2 separate regions of the Mus musculus genome follow, and region 2 is linked to region 1. A link is a loop called in an ENCODE intact Hi-C map of the cell type or tissue named here. Cell type or tissue: heart. All regions are shown on one strand.

Evidence for each region. Hi-C counts contacts between places; a loop is a spot of excess contacts. Peaks named below come from ENCODE experiments on the same cell type or tissue, not always from the same donor. Only the 100,000 strongest peaks of a DNase experiment are listed, where the experiment ranks them.
Region 2: it touches region 1 in a loop (8-fold over the local background); 20 of 42 quality-filtered maps call a loop at or near these places.

What each region holds. Positions count from the first base shown.
Region 1 is chrX:142,549,897-142,557,896 of GRCm38, reverse strand. No RefSeq gene overlaps it. Among named protein-coding and RNA genes, the nearest start is that of Gm25915, 68 kb to the right of the region's middle. In heart, a CTCF peak has its summit at 3,500; no DNase peak of the experiment used is centred here.
Region 2 is chrX:143,054,101-143,062,100 of GRCm38, reverse strand. It overlaps a transcript of Rtl9 not described here. Among named protein-coding and RNA genes, the nearest start is that of Rtl9, 41 kb to the left of the region's middle. In heart, a CTCF peak has its summit at 3,078 (motif pointing right); a DNase peak (open chromatin) is centred at 3,110; H3K4me3 peaks cover 412 bases; H3K27ac peaks cover 282 bases; H3K27me3 peaks cover 996 bases.

The DNA.
Region 1 (8,000 bases):
AAAAATATTTGTTAAACTGATGAATAAAGGAAGGAATGGATTTTCCCTATGTATGACAGGTATTCTAGCCTAACTCTTCTTTATATTCATAGCCAGATTAACTTCCCCAGGCAGAGGAGCATCTGTTGCTTTTTTTGAAGGCAAGATTAACAAATAATGAGTGTGGGAGGGCTAGATCAAGTTGATTCGGTTCAGCAGGTGTTTGGAAGCCTGCCACAAACCCAGTCCTGGGCCATGTGTCGTCCCAGAAAGGACACAGGCCTAAGCAATGCAAATGCTTCTAAAATGCATATTTCAAACATACATACAAAAATGTATCAAGGGCTGGTGAGATGGCTCAGCGGTTAAGAGCGCCGACTGCTCTTCCAAAGGTCCTGAGTTCAAATCCCAGCAACCACATGGTGGCTCACAACCATCCATAATGAAATCTGATGCCCTCTTCTGGAGTGTCTGAAGACAGCTACAGTGTACTTACATATAATGAATAAATAAATAAATAAATAAATAAATAAATAAAGTATCAAAAGTCAGAAGACAGACACCATGGCCCCATGACTTTACTTCAAAAGCAAGACATAAGCAGTATGCACAGGCTCTGGAAGCCAAGAGCTTTTGAAGAAACTGGTATAAAAATTTTCATTTTGAGACATGGTTGAGACAGCTCTCGTAGGCTTAGAATTCTACATATAGACAGGATGACCTTGAACTTACAGAGATCTACCTGCCTCTACCTCATGAGTACTGAGATTAAAGACGTGCACCACCATGGTCAGCTCACATTAAAAAAAAAAATCTTTGGAGACCATTCCAAACTTAACCAGAATTTCCCTGAGGCTACACATCCTGTTTATATATCCCATACAACAATTCATCCATTTCACAGGAAAATATTAATATCTGATGTTAATTATTGCTCCAGATCTGACTTGGTATGTTTGGTATAAGTTTTGTACTCCATTTATGAAATCCAGAGAATTCTGACATTCTAAAACACCCGTAGTAACAAAGGACATAAGTATGACATTAAATGTTGAGACTTGGTTATTAAGCAATGATTTTTCTTTTGATTATTCTGCACATGTGAATGGGGGTGGTATACATACATGTGGAGGTCAGGGGACAACTTGTGAAAGTTTATTCTTTCCTTCATCTTATGGATCTCAGGGACTGAGCTAGGATTGTCAGGCTTGACGCCGAGACACCTTACAGGTCTATGCTTGCTCCCTCCCTCCCTCCCTCCCTCCCTCCCTCCCTCCCTCCCTCCCTCCCTTCCACCTTCCCTTCCATCTTCCTTTCCACCTTCCCTTCCTCCCTCCCTTCCTTCTTTTTTCTTTCTATGGTTTTTATTTTGTTCATTTATGCATATGGGTACTTTGTCTGCATGTATTTCTGTACACCAGAGGAGGGCATCGGCTCTCATGACAGATGGTTGTGAGCCACCATGTGGGTGCTGGGATTTGAACTCAGGACCTCTGAAAGAACAGCCAGTCCTCTTAACTGCTGAGCCATCTCTCCAGTTCTTCCTTCCTTCCTTCCTTCCTTCCTTCCTTTCTTTCTTTCTTTCTTTCTTTCTTTCTTTCTTTCTTTCTTTCTTCCTTTCCTTCCTTTCCTTTCTTTCTTTCTTTCCTTTCTTTCTTTCTTTCTTTTCTTTCTTTCCTTTCTTTCTTTCCTTTCTTTCTTTCCTTTCTTTCTTTTCTTTCTTTCTTTCTTTCTTTCTTTCTTTCTTTCTTTCTTTCTTTCCTTTCTTTCTTTCATTTCTTTTCTTTCCTTCCTTCCTTTCCTTCCTTCCTTTCCTTCCTTCCTTCCTTCCTTTCTTTCTTTCTTTCTTTCTTTCTTTCTTTCTTTCTTTCTTTCTTTCTTTCTTTCTTTCTTTCTTTCTTTCTTTCTTTTTTCGAGACAGGGTTTCTCTGTATAGCCCTGGCTGTCCTGGAACTCACTCTGTAGACCAGGCTGGCCTCTAACTCAGAAATCCACCTCCCTCTGCCTCCCAAGTGCTGGGATTAAAGGCGTGAGCCACCGCACCTGGCAGTAACTCACTTCCAGTCCTCTTTCTATGTTTTTAAAGGGCAAAAAGAAAGGGAAGAGGATTGAGCCAGGTGAGACAACCAAGGGCATCTGATCACAAACCTTTATCCTCCTCCTCCTCCTCCTCCTCCTCCTCCTCCTCCTCCTCCTTCTCCTACTCTCAGCTCCCACTTCTACCCATCTTCCTTGGCCTCTGCTCGTTTTTCTCTCTCTGGCTTCCATGACTCATTTGTATCCTTCATCTAATATAATTTTGTTGCAGAAAAATGTCTGTAACATGCCTCACATTTCCTCTCCATCCTTGAGACTCCACATCTTCCTCTCCCTGTGTCTGGCTTAACTTTCACCTCTCTGTTTTGGGATCCTGTCTCTTTCACCTGTGCCTTCCTTCTTTCTGCCTACTATATAAAAAAGCCACTGTCCCATGACTTCTGATCATCACCTCTGGACCTATCTTTTTTTCCCCCATTTCTCCTTTCTGAGGCTATTTTTATCATTTTTATCTATGCACATCCTTTTCTTTTTTCCTTCCCCCATCTCCCTGTTTACTTTTGAAACAGGTATAATTTCATGTGTGTGGTGGCACATACATATAATGCATGTACTCTGGATGCTGAGGCAGGAGGATCATGAGTTTCATACTAGCTATGGCTATATATTAATACTCTATGAACATATAATTAAAAAAACCAAACAAGAGGACATATTAAAGTTAAAAGGCAAGCCATTTTTTTCTTAAACAGCAAGTTTATTATAACGGAATTGCATATTTAAAGTATACAACTTGATAACACATATATTTACCAGTTAAGTAACTTCCACAATGTAAACACTAAGTGTATACTTCACTCCTCTAAAATTTCCATAGGCTCCTTACCAGTCTCTCCTTCCATTGTTATGGTTTGAATATGCTGTGCTTCCCACAGGCTCATGTGTTAGAATATTTTTTTTTACCCCAGCCGGTGGTGCTGTTTTGGAAGCTTGTAGAACCTTTAACGTGATGCCTGGCTGCCAGAAGTGAGTCACTGAGTGGGGTGAGCCTTGAGATTTAGAGTCTGACCCTCTCTCCCTCTCTCTGCTTTCTGTTCTGGCGACACCTAAGAGTGACAGAGACCCTCTGGCCCAGAGCTACTGCTAGCATTCCTTTTGGACCTGTAGCCTCTCAAACTACAGCTCAAAACAAGCTTCACCTCTCATCAGGCATTTGGTCAGGGCAAGAAGAAAAGGAACAAATATATACCATTCTTTCCCCCTTCCCTCATGATCTCAAGAAACCTCTGGCTTATTTCTGTTGATATATATTAGAGGGAGTAGGACAATTCAAAGAAAACTATTCAGAATGCACAGTGGTGTGCTTTGATGTGTCTAAAAAATCAAATCATGATGGCAATATATACATGATGATGTTAGCCTCGTTTCAGAAGCCATTTGGAGAATGAAGAGATTAATTTTGAACGATAGGCCCTCTAGTGGCGCATGGAGAATGACAAGCCTTCCAGACTGAGAAAGCAAGTTGGGTTGAACCTTCAACCCCTGCACCCTAATAAAGCCAAAGTCCTAGTTGTTGAAGTGCGTGAGCAACAGTCTGTCTACCACCTTGGAACACAGCCAGGTGATGTGTATGAATCGACCTGGCATTGCTCTGTATTGAAGCAGACTTATGGAAATGCACACTTCATTTATGGCATCTCAGATCTCAGCTGCATGGGTAAATTGGCAAATCCTTTTTAACAGGGATCCCAAGAGACTTTTCACTGTGACAGTGTAAGTGACTACCTGAAATCATACCTTTTTTTTTTCTTTTTTTCTTTTTTTTTTTCTGGAAAGCCACACTAGGAGAATAGGAATGCTGTGCGATTGTGGGAAGAAATTCCTGTCTAAGAAGGGATGGGTTTCTGATCATCCCCCTCTCAGTTTCCCAAGTCACAGCTTCAAAGCATCCAAGTCAGTGCATTTTAAGTGATAGCCATTGTGGTGGTTTGAATGACAATGGCTCCCATAGGCTCATATATTTGAATGTTTGGTTCCCAGTTGGTGGACTGTTTGGGAAGGATTTGGAAGTGTGGCCTTACTGGAAGGAGGTGTGTTTGTGTGGGATTTTGAGGCAGAGTCTTTCTATGTAGCCCTAGTTGTCCTGGAACTCAATATGTAGACCAAGCTGACCTTGAACTCACAGAGATCCACTTTTTGTCTTCCTAGTGCTAAGATTAAAGGCATGCATGACCACACTCAGCCCATCTTCCTGGGTTTTTTTTTTTTTTGTTTGTTTGTTTGTCTTGTCTTGTCTTGTCTTGTCTTGTCTTGTTTTGTTTTGTTTTGTTTTGTTTGACACAAGGTCTCTCCCTGGACTGGAGCACATTGATTTGGTTGGTCTGGTTGGCCAGTAAGTCTCAGAAATCCACCTGTCACTGTGATCAAAGTGCTGAGATTATGAGTGCCCTCTGCCTGGCTTGCTTCTCTCTCTCTCTCTCTCTCTCTCTCTCTCTCTCTCTCTCATTAGTTTATTCTTTGTGACAGGATCACTCTATGTTGTCCTGGCTGTCCTGGAACTCACTATGTAGATCAGGCAGACCTCAAACCTACAGAGATTTGCCTGTTTCTGCCTCCTGAGGGCTGCGATTAAAGGTGTGCACCACTGCCCAGCATAACTCTGCCTGGCTATCTGTGAGGGTGCCGAGGATCAAACTCAGGCCTCATGCTGTGTGGCAATCACTTTAGCAACTGAGCTTTCTCCCTAGATCAGCATACCCTTCTTTTCAAGAGCCAGTCTATTTTCCCTAAAGTTTATTAACTTTAAAGTTATTAACTATGAAGTTTGAGTTTCATCTCCATACATATGTGTGCTATTATATTTTGTTTTCATTCCTCTCCCCACACTGTCCTCCCTTCTTCCAACTACTACCTGCTGCTGTTGGCTTATTTTTCCACCTATGTTTCATGTCCTATATCTCACCTCTCTTATGGTCACTTCTAACCCTTTCATGATTCCTTTTCAAATTTCATGGCCTATTCACCCATGCATATATACATAGACATGTACGTGTACTGACACTTAATTTTAAATCTAGGTTTTATATATGTAAGTGAAAACGCGAAGTATTTGTCTTTCTGAGTCTGACTTATCTCGCTTGGTTTCCAGTTTCATTTATTTTCCTGCAAATGTCATGATTTCACCTTTCTTTTCCAAAGAATCAGGCAAAACACTTCATAAGATGTCAAACTCCACAGGGGACCCAAGATCTATAATCTTTCAACAGGGCAAATTCAAGTTATCAAAGACTTTGGTATTTCCTTAAAATAGTTTGGCAACCAACCTCAAGATTCTGGAAAATTAGACAAGTGGTTTTCATTATGTAATCTTTTATGTATTTGGCTATGAACTGCCCAGGGGACCTACTTAAAAATATTGCACAAAGTTTAGCCCTCACTCAACCCTACTAAATCCGAATGTTTGGAACGCTCATTTCTCCCAGGTTGCTGAATAGACCTGGTTGCATAGATAAACTCTTGAGAACTGCTGAGTTTGCATGTTCTGAAGAGATTGAGCTAAGATCCAAATATTTCACTTCATCCACGTTGGCTGCTTGCAATAACTTTTTCTTTCTCTCATCCCAGCACAGTGGACGTAGCCAAGCTTATTTCTTCCTTTTTTCCCTTAACTTTTTATTGGTTCTTTGCAAGTTTCTCCACATCGTGCACTCCAGTCCCGCTCATCTCCCACCCTTTTATCTGTCCTTGCAACCTCTTCCCAAAATAAAACATATCATAAACAAACAACAACAATAATAAAGCAGAGAAAACATCTCATCGCAGAAGGTGTAATGTGTCATAGTGTGTCCCACAGTCTATCCTCTGTCTACGCCTCTTCCCCTACAAATGTTCATTACAATGAGTCATTAATCTGGTTCAAGATTTCTGGCTTCTGTGACACCATCAATATTGGATCCTCATGGAGACTCCTTCCTGTTGTTGCCCTGTGTCATGGAGATTCTATGGCTTTGGGATGGCAGGACTAGCAGATTATGTAGACTATGGGGTGGATCAATTCAGGGCCCTGGATCTGGGCCTGGGTGTAGCTGAGCTTTCAGCCCACCAGCTCTCCCTTTTCCACAGCACCAGGGTGAGCTCTCCAGTACTGCTTCGGCTAGGCCACCCAACACCACCCTCTGCAAGAGGCAGGGTCAGCTCTTTTATTCTCATGCTCTCAGGGCCGGCCCATCCACAGCCACGCCTCCAGATCTAGGTCCATTGTGAAGCCCAGTTGAGGTGCGGGACCCACTCTCCCAAGTGTTGTACCATGTGAGGGGCTGGGCCAGCTCTTCCACTTTCAGACCCTCGGGGCTGGCTCACCAGTGCCTTCAACATCAAGGCTGGTGATAGGCAGGACTAGCTAGCTCTCTTGAGATCATGACCCTGTGGGCAGCTTCCCTGAATGCAGAATGTGGGGAGGTGGGGAGCCTGTGCTACCCCACAGCAGATGAGTGGCAGGGTCAGGTCTCCTATGCTCACAACCTTTGAGCCAGCTCACCTGCATCCCTGCCACTCACGAGCAGTTCCACTGTACTGCCTGAGTGAGGTCCAGGGCCCACCCACTCTGCCGAGTGCTGCTGTGGCTGAGAGATGGGACCAGCTCTCCATAGCATCACATGGTCCATGGTGGCTGCCTTGACCAGGGACATCTCTGTGTTCTCTAGTGGTAATATGAGCCACAACGTCCACACAAACCCCTGCCACTGCATAGCCATGGGCTTAGACATGGCCCTCAGTGGCTGCTCAGGTTGGGACCTCATGATGGCCCCAGATAGTGGGGCTGGCCACTCATAACAGGCTATCCCTCTGTATCTTCGAGTCTCCAGTTCCATCTCTATATGCTCAAACTGCTCCACTTCTCTTTCTCTTCCATCTGACTACCACATACTCGGGCACATTGTGGTTGATGGCTCCCACTACAGACTGGCTATGTGGCTGGTGACATCTCCATTCACACTGCATGTTGTGGCAGCATGTAGGTGTCTATGGCAGCTTGTGCTGTGCACTGAAGGACATGTCTGTGTGTGGCATGGAAGTCTGGAGGTCTCTATCTGTCTTCCTCCTATGATGCTCTGCCTGGATTTAATTAGACTTAATTTGATTTGATTTTTATGAGTCTTAGGCATAAGACAGCTTTGGACACCAAGCCAGGCATCAATCAAGCTAGGATGAATAAAAGACCGCCATCTGATCTGCCCCTGACTGATATAACAACAACAACAACAATAACAACAACAACAGCAACAACAATAACAGCAACAATAACAGCAACAACAACAATAGCAACAAGGTGTCTCTTTGCACACTGCCAGGGGAGATGTCTCAGTCTTCTATACAGCCATCTCTCTTTCCCTCCTTTCTTTCTTAGCCTAGTGCTTTAGATCCATTAGCAACCATTTCTAGTGAGTTATGTGAAGAGCTGGGTGACCTAGGTCCTTTTGACCATTCTACTATTCATTCTGTGATGTTGGGCAGGCTATTTACCCTCTTTGTACCTTGGATTTCTCATTTATAAAATGGACTATGGCACCAGATCAGCATGTAAAAGCACTTCAACTTTTAAAATCGGTGATCTTTCTAATTATCCAAATGGTAGGCGCATACACATAGTGGCTTACACTTGAAAACTCAGCACTTGGAAGGCTAAGGCTAGAAAAGTGTCATGAGTGAAATCAGGTGAGTTCCAGGGCAGCTTGACCTGAGAGTGAGGCTGTTTTCTTAAACCAAAAAAGAGAAAACGAAAGATTATTCTACAAGTATGGCATGAGATACAAGAGTAGCAAACACCCAGAGTGTTTACTGGAAAAGTACCTCTGGCCTGGAGGTAGCCCGTGGAGGACCACTTGGTTTTTTGCAAGGCTGTGAGTTCAATTCCCAGCACTAGAAAAAGTGGGCAGAATAGAAAAGACATGAAAAGCACCCCATCATCTATTAATGGATGAATG
Region 2 (8,000 bases), 500 kb before region 1:
TGGAATTAATAATAGTACTTCACACAGGCTTTAAGGACTAAATGAACTAGTGTTTATAAAACCCTGGCCACATGCACGGCACATGGGAAACACTAAACTGTTTGTTAACTGAAAAGATAAATGTATACCGCAGCTCCTCTACGGGTACACTCGTGGAGAGGCAAGGTTGCCAAATGGTTAAAGATGGCCAGCTGAGCTGGCCTTTGAACCCTGGTCTCAGAATTTCCAAGTAAAATCTGAAGCTCAGTTTTCCAGTCTCTAACATGGGGCTAAGGAGAATCTCCAGGAAAACATCACTCCAGGGTTTAAATGAGGTACCCCCACATTCCCAAGCACAATGCCAGCAGTGCCGGGCGTGCGTGCGGGTGAGGAAGTACCCAATAAAAGCAGAGCACTCATCCGCTGAATCTTTGGGAACTGCCACCCCGATTTTTCCCCCTTTTCTTCTGGGTTAACTCACGGCATGTAGCTTTGGAAATCCTGCCACAGTAAATGAACAATTTCATCATTTTGCCAATGAAATTCCTAAACATGTTATTCAGGAGCCAGAAAGAGGGAAAACATTTCAGTCACCTCTGTACCAACCAAGTATGGGCAGTTCGTTTTCCTGTTTAGCAAACCTCACCACCACCACTACCACCACCACCACCAGCACCACCACCACCAGCACCACCCCAGCAGCAGAAGTCACTCTGCAATATAAAATTGAAGGAATGAGTGTTTTACTGCAAACAAAAGCCATCTTTGTTTGCTGCACAACTTTAGGAGAGGAAAAAAAAATACCTCAACCCAGGAGCTTGGAAAATTCTTGAAAGTTCTCATTTTATTCCAGCAAATCCAACAAAATTGGCAAGGTTTCTGGACATGTGAACCTGAGTCAGGATGAGCCACCTCTACCCACTTGTCTCCCCACGGCACCCAGAACCCAGGAGGAGAGTCTAGTGGGCATCAATACATATTGACTGTCGATCCCTCCATGACAGCCCCAGACTCCTGCTTCTATGATGTCGGCCACTTGGCCAAAGCACTCGCAAAGTCGTGCTAAAGAACATTTTGCAAACAGGAAGGGAAATAAAAAAACATCCATCAACTCACCACGCTAACACAACTCTTAATTTGTGTGGAAAACTTCTCCTGCAGTCTTTATCCACGTGCAGACATATTTTTACAGCACTGTAGTCATAAGGAAAAACTGCAGCAACTCCAGCCAAGAGCCAGATACCATACAGCTCATGTCACTAAACTTTCCAAGTGAGGGCTTTCTTCTCCCTCGTTCACTCCATTCATTCATTCAGTCAGTCAGTCAACAAACATGGGTTTTAAGCAGCCCCGAGTGCTATGCCCTGGAGAGTACTGAGTTAACAAAGGCACAGTACCCACCTTTAAGCGGCTCCCTGTTTATTGAAGGAAACAAGAAAAGTCAGCGGGAAATGACAGGATGCTGGAATCAATGTGTAAATACTGCATAAAAGCACAGAAGAGGTGCATTTAAGGGAGACTGGAAAGGAGTACTGAAGACAGGAAAGGGTGGAGGGCAGAGGAAAACAGGGTGTTGTTGGGTAGCCCAAAGTAATCCTGTTCTAGGGAGGTGGCAATGGGTGTAGTAAGAAAGAAAGGTGGCAAGATCAAAGATTTCTTGGGCATCGGGAAGGCTGGGCAATGGTTTGGAAGAGCAGGAAGATGCTCATTTTGGGAAGGTGGTCCGAGCAATATGCTTGCAGCCAGACTGGAGGGTGTGAGATAGTTAACAGTTAACGGAGGACAAATCACAGTAATCTCTCAAGATGAAGGGTTTTGTGACCTCTCTACTTACAAACCATATCTCCACCCGCCTCCGCCACCCCCACCCCACCCCCGAGCAAGCGCTTCACCTCTCTGTGCCTCTGTCTCCTTCTCTGTACAGTAAGAATCACAACAACATCGCTCTCTGTGGAGCTGCTAGGAGGATTCTGTAAGATGCTGCAGGCAAAGCACCTGTCCCAGAGGCTTGTTATAGGAGACGCTCAATCCATGGCACTATTACTTCCCTTCATCCTCTCTGTCCTTCTCCTGACCCTTCCTTAAAGCCTGCTACACTATTAAGCATGGAAGTGGCTGAGACAAGACCATCTCACTCCAGAGGGCAGTGGAGAAAGTTTGAAAATGCCATTGTCAGGACAACTACTGAGGATTCTTTAGATGAGCCAAGGGCCCCACAGAGGTGGGAAACTGTGACTTCCTACTGGGACTAATTAACAAAGTGATCCAGCTTCCTCTGTCAAGGAGGAGACGATCAGTTAAATTTATCCAGACTTTGGATTTTGCCTCATGGATGTGACGAAGGAGTTGTCAAAATAGGCAAAATCTTGAAGTCCGTGTTCCTTGAGTTAGATTGAAGCACGCAGCCTCCAATCTCATTTCTGCCGCAACCTGACTGTTGGACTTTAGGTAAGTCACTCAACCTCTCTGATCCCCAGCAATCTCATTTTATAAAGAACAACAATAGCTGTCTCATACAATGATTGTGAGGATGGCATTAAAATATAGAAATGATGGCATCATAAGCTTATTATGTGTCTGGCACATAGATATTCACTAATGTTCTTACCGTTGGTGATTTTCGAGAATGAAGGGGGAAGCAAGTAAGGTAAGAGGGTTTGATGGAATGAGAACATGGATGGAGGAGCTGCAAACGCCTGGCAAACCTCCTGAGGTAATGAGAGGAGCTTTGAGGTCAGCAGACAGGATGTGGATGGAGGAGGTTCTAGCTGATGATGAAGCATGGTAAGGCTACAAGGGAGGTGTGTCCCGCACATGGACCATGGATGTTAAACTCACCAATATTGATGTCAGGACTTGGGGTGGAGAAGAAGACAGTGAGCCAGATGTTGAACTCTTCCTTGAATGTGGGAGTGGGGGGTTGACCAAAAAGAAGAGCCGACGAGGAGAGAAGAGGGTGCTGTAGCCAGATGGCATTAGAAGGAGGAGTTCTTGGCGGAGGATGGAGAACTAAACGATCTGGAAGCAGACAGGGGAAGCTGGAGCACAGACCCCACCTCCCAGCCCCAGGGTGCCTGTAGTGGAGGAGTGCGGGAAGTGGCCACTAGAGGGCGCTGCCTGCAAAGCTGTGAACTCGGTGGCGCGACTCAGGTTTCAGCACTTCCAGAAGGGAAGGCAGACCTAAGATTGTTGTGTAGGAAAGTTTATCCCGAGTAAACAGGGAGTCGATTGTGGGGTGACACTTCTAGAGGGCACTGAGAGGAGTGGAAAGGGGCAGTAGTGGGGAATTCGATGGGTCGGGGGTGCAGTGGGAGGATGAAGGGGAGAGAACGGGCCAAGGACAGGAAGGCTTAGCACTTGGGCTGTAGCCAAGGACAGGGGGATGTGAAGCCTGGTGGGATTAACTGTCCTTGAAGTTATAAATGGAGATTTTGTCCCCCTCTTTACATCTTTTGTTTATTATAAAACTAACACATGCTTGTCTCAAAGGAGTCTAATCATTACTAAGGTGAAAATCTATCTCCTGGAGCCTGTTTGCCAAAAGCAAGAGCTGTTCGTGCAATAGCCTTAACAGAAATCATAGCCTACAATGTGATTTTTGTCACAATGCTCTATTGAGCATCTCTGCCTGTCCATGTACAAAGATCAAGCTTGTCCTTATTTGGGGAGATGCTGTCATTGTCACCAATCGTAGTCTAACTAGAATAGACCTGGATAGCAACTATTAGCTAGCTGCTCCGTGCTAGTTGTCACCAGAGCATCCACTGTGAGCACTGTCTCATTTGCTCTTCATAACCTCATGGTGGAGATTTATGACAATTCTCCCCGTTTTTGGTGGTGAGAAAATCAAGTTGTGTTTAGAAACATCTTCAACATAAAGGCAGTGTGATAATAATGGAGCCCAAGTTTTATATACATATATATATATGAATTGTGTGTGTTCATGTATGTGTGGGCACATGTGTACCCCAACATATGTGTGGCAGCCACAGAGTAACCTAGGGTATCTGCTTTACCTTGGTTCTGGAGATTCAGTCTTAGATCCTTGTACTTGAGTGGCAAAGCACTTTGCCCACCAAGGCATCTCCCTAGCCCCCAAGCCCAAGTTCTTCCTTGGAATCACAAAAAAGTGTATGACTGTGCTATTTAGATATGCTATAATGAGTTAACCAAATCGTTACTCACATCATTTTTGGTTCTTTCTTTCTTTCTTTTTCTTTCTTTTTTTTTTTTTTTTTTTTTTTTTTTTTTTTTTTTTTTTTTTTGGTTTTTCGAGACAGGGTTTCTCTGTGTAGCCCTGGCTGTCCTGGAACTCACTCTGTAGACCAGGCTGGCCTCGAACTCAGAAACCCACCTGCCTCTGCCTCCCAAGTGCTGGGATTAAAGGCGTGCGCCACCATGCATGGCCATTTTGGTTATTTCGATTTTATGTCTGTTTACAAGTAATCTTTTAGTGAGCAAGCAATACTTAACATGGAGAATTTTGACAGTATGACATTTCCATCTGGAAGTTGTTCTTATTCAGATGTGCACCACGCGTACGTGGGTGTGCTTGTTGTTACCACATCCTCACAAAGCCTAGGCTTTTGCAACTTTTTTTTTTAATTTGGCCCATTTGAAAGATGAAAATGGCATGTCAATCACCTTGACGCTGTCTTAATTTGCATCTCTTAATTATTAGTGTTTTACGTACCTTTTCAAATGGCATAAAAATTTTTTGTGTGTTTTTATTTTTGCTGTGTTTTTTTTTTTTTTAGTATACTGCTAGTAGATTGCGTATCGGTATTACAATAATCTACAAGAGCTCTCTCATCCATTCCCTCAACACTCCTTTCTCAAATACCAGGCACTATCCTAGCACAAGGACTATGGTAGTGGCGAAGTGAAATCTCATCCTTCATGAAGTCGATTTGAATGTATGGGAAGTAGATAATAAGCAAGCAAATAATCACCTGTGCAATTTCACATCGCTGTAGATGGGCTAAAGGAAAGAGGGCACTTCTTGTAATAGAGCTCTCACAAATAATATTGACAGGACTGACTCACCATAGTTTCACTGTGGTTTTCAATACAACCTGTGTGAAAGTCATACACATTCTACAGAAACCTAGAAGCCATCTTTCCAACTTTGAATGGGAATCTTTTCTTGGGCTAGTGATACACTGCTCCCTACTCTGTCACAATGCTGGGCAGCAGCAGGTTCCCCAGTCAGGTATATGATGGTGAGTGGCACAACTGGTACTCTCCAGTGTACTGGGTTGTTAAGCAATGATGCTCGGTGTGATAAGTATATCCACTGCATTTTCTATTGATGATGTGTTCAATTTATAAAGGGTTTAAGAGGCTATAACGCCATCATAACTTGGTATCCCAATGACTAGCCTGCCTCTTATACTCTGCTCGATCCTTTGGTTTTTGGTTTTTGTTTGTTTGTTTGTTTGTTTGTTTTTGTTTTGTTTTTGTTTTTGACTTAGCCATACCAAAGTTGTAAGATATTTTTTTTCATTTCAGTGCAATTAGGGGGCAGTTTATTGGGCTTACACTTTCAGATCATAGTCATCATTGAAGGAACTCAAGACAGGAACTCAGACAAGAGCAGAAACCTGGAGACAGGAGCTGATGACGAGGCCACAAAGGGGTGCTGCTTACTGACTTGTTCCTCATGCCTTGCTCAGCCTGAGAACCCAGGACCCATCAGCTTAGGGATGGCACCACCCACCAAGGGCTGCACTCTCTACTCCTGAACACCAATGAGAAAATGCCTTAAAGCTGGATCTCATGGAGGCATTTCCTCACCTGAGGCTCCTCCCTCTCTTATGCCCAGTTGATACACAAAACCAGGCAGTACAACTGACCCCTTGTCAACTTGACACACAAACACATCACTCTTAAGCCACAACCTTTCCTTTTTATTTATCCCCAAGATCTCACATTAAAAACATAGATAATTTAAAAGTCCTACAGTCTTTACAAATTCAAACACATTAATATTTTAGTCCCCTTAGAATAGCCAATTTCTTTTAAAATCAGAAGGCTTTTAAAACTCATAGTCTGTCCATTGTGACCTCCAGTAAAATAAAAATAAAACCAATCACTTTCTTACTTCAAGAGCGAAAATTCAGGGCACAGTCACAATGAAAGCAAAGCAAAATCAAATTCCAACTGTCCAATGTCTGGGATCCACACATGACCTTCTGGTCTCTGTCATAGGCGTCACTTCTCCAGCTCTGCCCTCTGTAGCACTCTAAGCTCAGGTTGATCCACTCCACTGCCGCTTCTGTTCTTGGTGATCATCCCATGGTACTGGCATCTCCAGTATGCTGGGTTCTTCTGCTGCAACTAGGCTTCACCAATAGCCTCTCATAGGCTCTCTGCATGTTGCCAAGCCTCAACTTCTTTGCATGATCCCTTCAGTCCTGGGCTGTCAACTACAACTGAGGCTGCACCTTCACCAGTGGCCTTCCATAACCTCTCACAGGCCAAGCCTCAGCTGTTCTTCATGACCCTTTCACGCTTTCAAAGCCAGTACCACCCGGGTGACTCTTACACATTACCAAGTCCAGCCGCAGCACGAGGTACAACCTTGGCTATCTCTGGAACACAGCTTATTTGTGCTTCCAGAAAACACTTCCCAGAAGATTTCACCTCAGTGATGCTGGTCTCTTCATAATCACTGCTAATTTCTTAGCTCTAGCCAACCAGCATCAAGTATCAGTGCAATTTTATAACTACTAAGTCCTCTCATTCCTCATATCTTTATCCTTATTTCAAAAATTATCATCTTTTCCTCTATTTTTTTTTACTACTGGTGCCATCATTTTGTGGTTATTGGTTTTATGATACATATTTTTAAGTTGTTGAATTTCTACATAATAAATCTCTGTCATTATCTTTTCTTTGCAACTCCTGAAGTTTCTTTGCTGAATTTGCTGGAACTGTGTACTTCAAAATACTTAAATATTCTCCTATGCTTTTGCTTTTTAGCTTCTAAAATTTTGATATTTTATAATCTAATTTGATATTTGGTCTTTTAAAGTCCCCTTTTGAGACTGCTTTTATGTATCTCAGACTGTCCTCAAACTCAGCCCTCCTCTGATTTTTGTTTGGTAGGGGTGACACTATGCATTTAATCTAAGGCCCCTCACCTGATAATAAGAAAGATTGATTTTTTAATTCTTTGGTCTAGCTGGAAATTATTTTAGGATAAAGAATGAAATATAGAGGCCAGGCAGTAGTGGTGCACACCTTTAATCCCTGCACTTGGGAGGCAGAGACAGGTGTATCTCTGTGAGTTCTAGGCCAGCCTGGTCTACAGAGTGAGTTCCAGGACAGCCAGAGCTACACAAAGAAACCCTGTTTCAAAAAAAAAAAAAAAAAGGAGGAGAAAGAGGAAGAAAAAGAATGCAATACAAACTCAGCTCTCTTTTTGAATGCTGGAGTGGTTGCTACAGTAAATGATGCCAAGGACAAAATGACAAATCCTTTCCCACAGACATGGTACGTGTGAGGCCCCGGAACTTTGCATGGGACTATCAAATCAGTGGTGACAGAAGTGTTCACAGACGCCAACATCCTTCACTCCGTGACATTGCCATATGAATGTATATAACTGTTAGGGCTCTATCACTTGATGCCCTTGAACTTCAACATTCCCTGCTCGCCCTTGCCTGCCACACACCATGATTCATTAGCAGCCATTACACCTTTCCTTTGCACTGAGACCTGGCATCTCTCCTGAAGAGCAAGAAGTTCAGTGAATCAAAAGACAAAACACAAAAAGGAGACACCCATGGATCCCTGTTGAAATGTGTCACATTGAGGCAACGTAGGTCACCGAAGTATGGGGTTAGAGTGGCTAGAGCAGCTTTGTGGGTACCACAATAGCACATGTCTAGTCTAAAGAAAGAAATGTTGCACTGTTTGCCTTCAGTGGCTGATAGGGCATCTGCCATGCTAAGGGCCTTTCACGGAGCTGCCTGGAATGATGTCAAAGAGATAAGTTGGGGGCTTCAGAGGCTGCA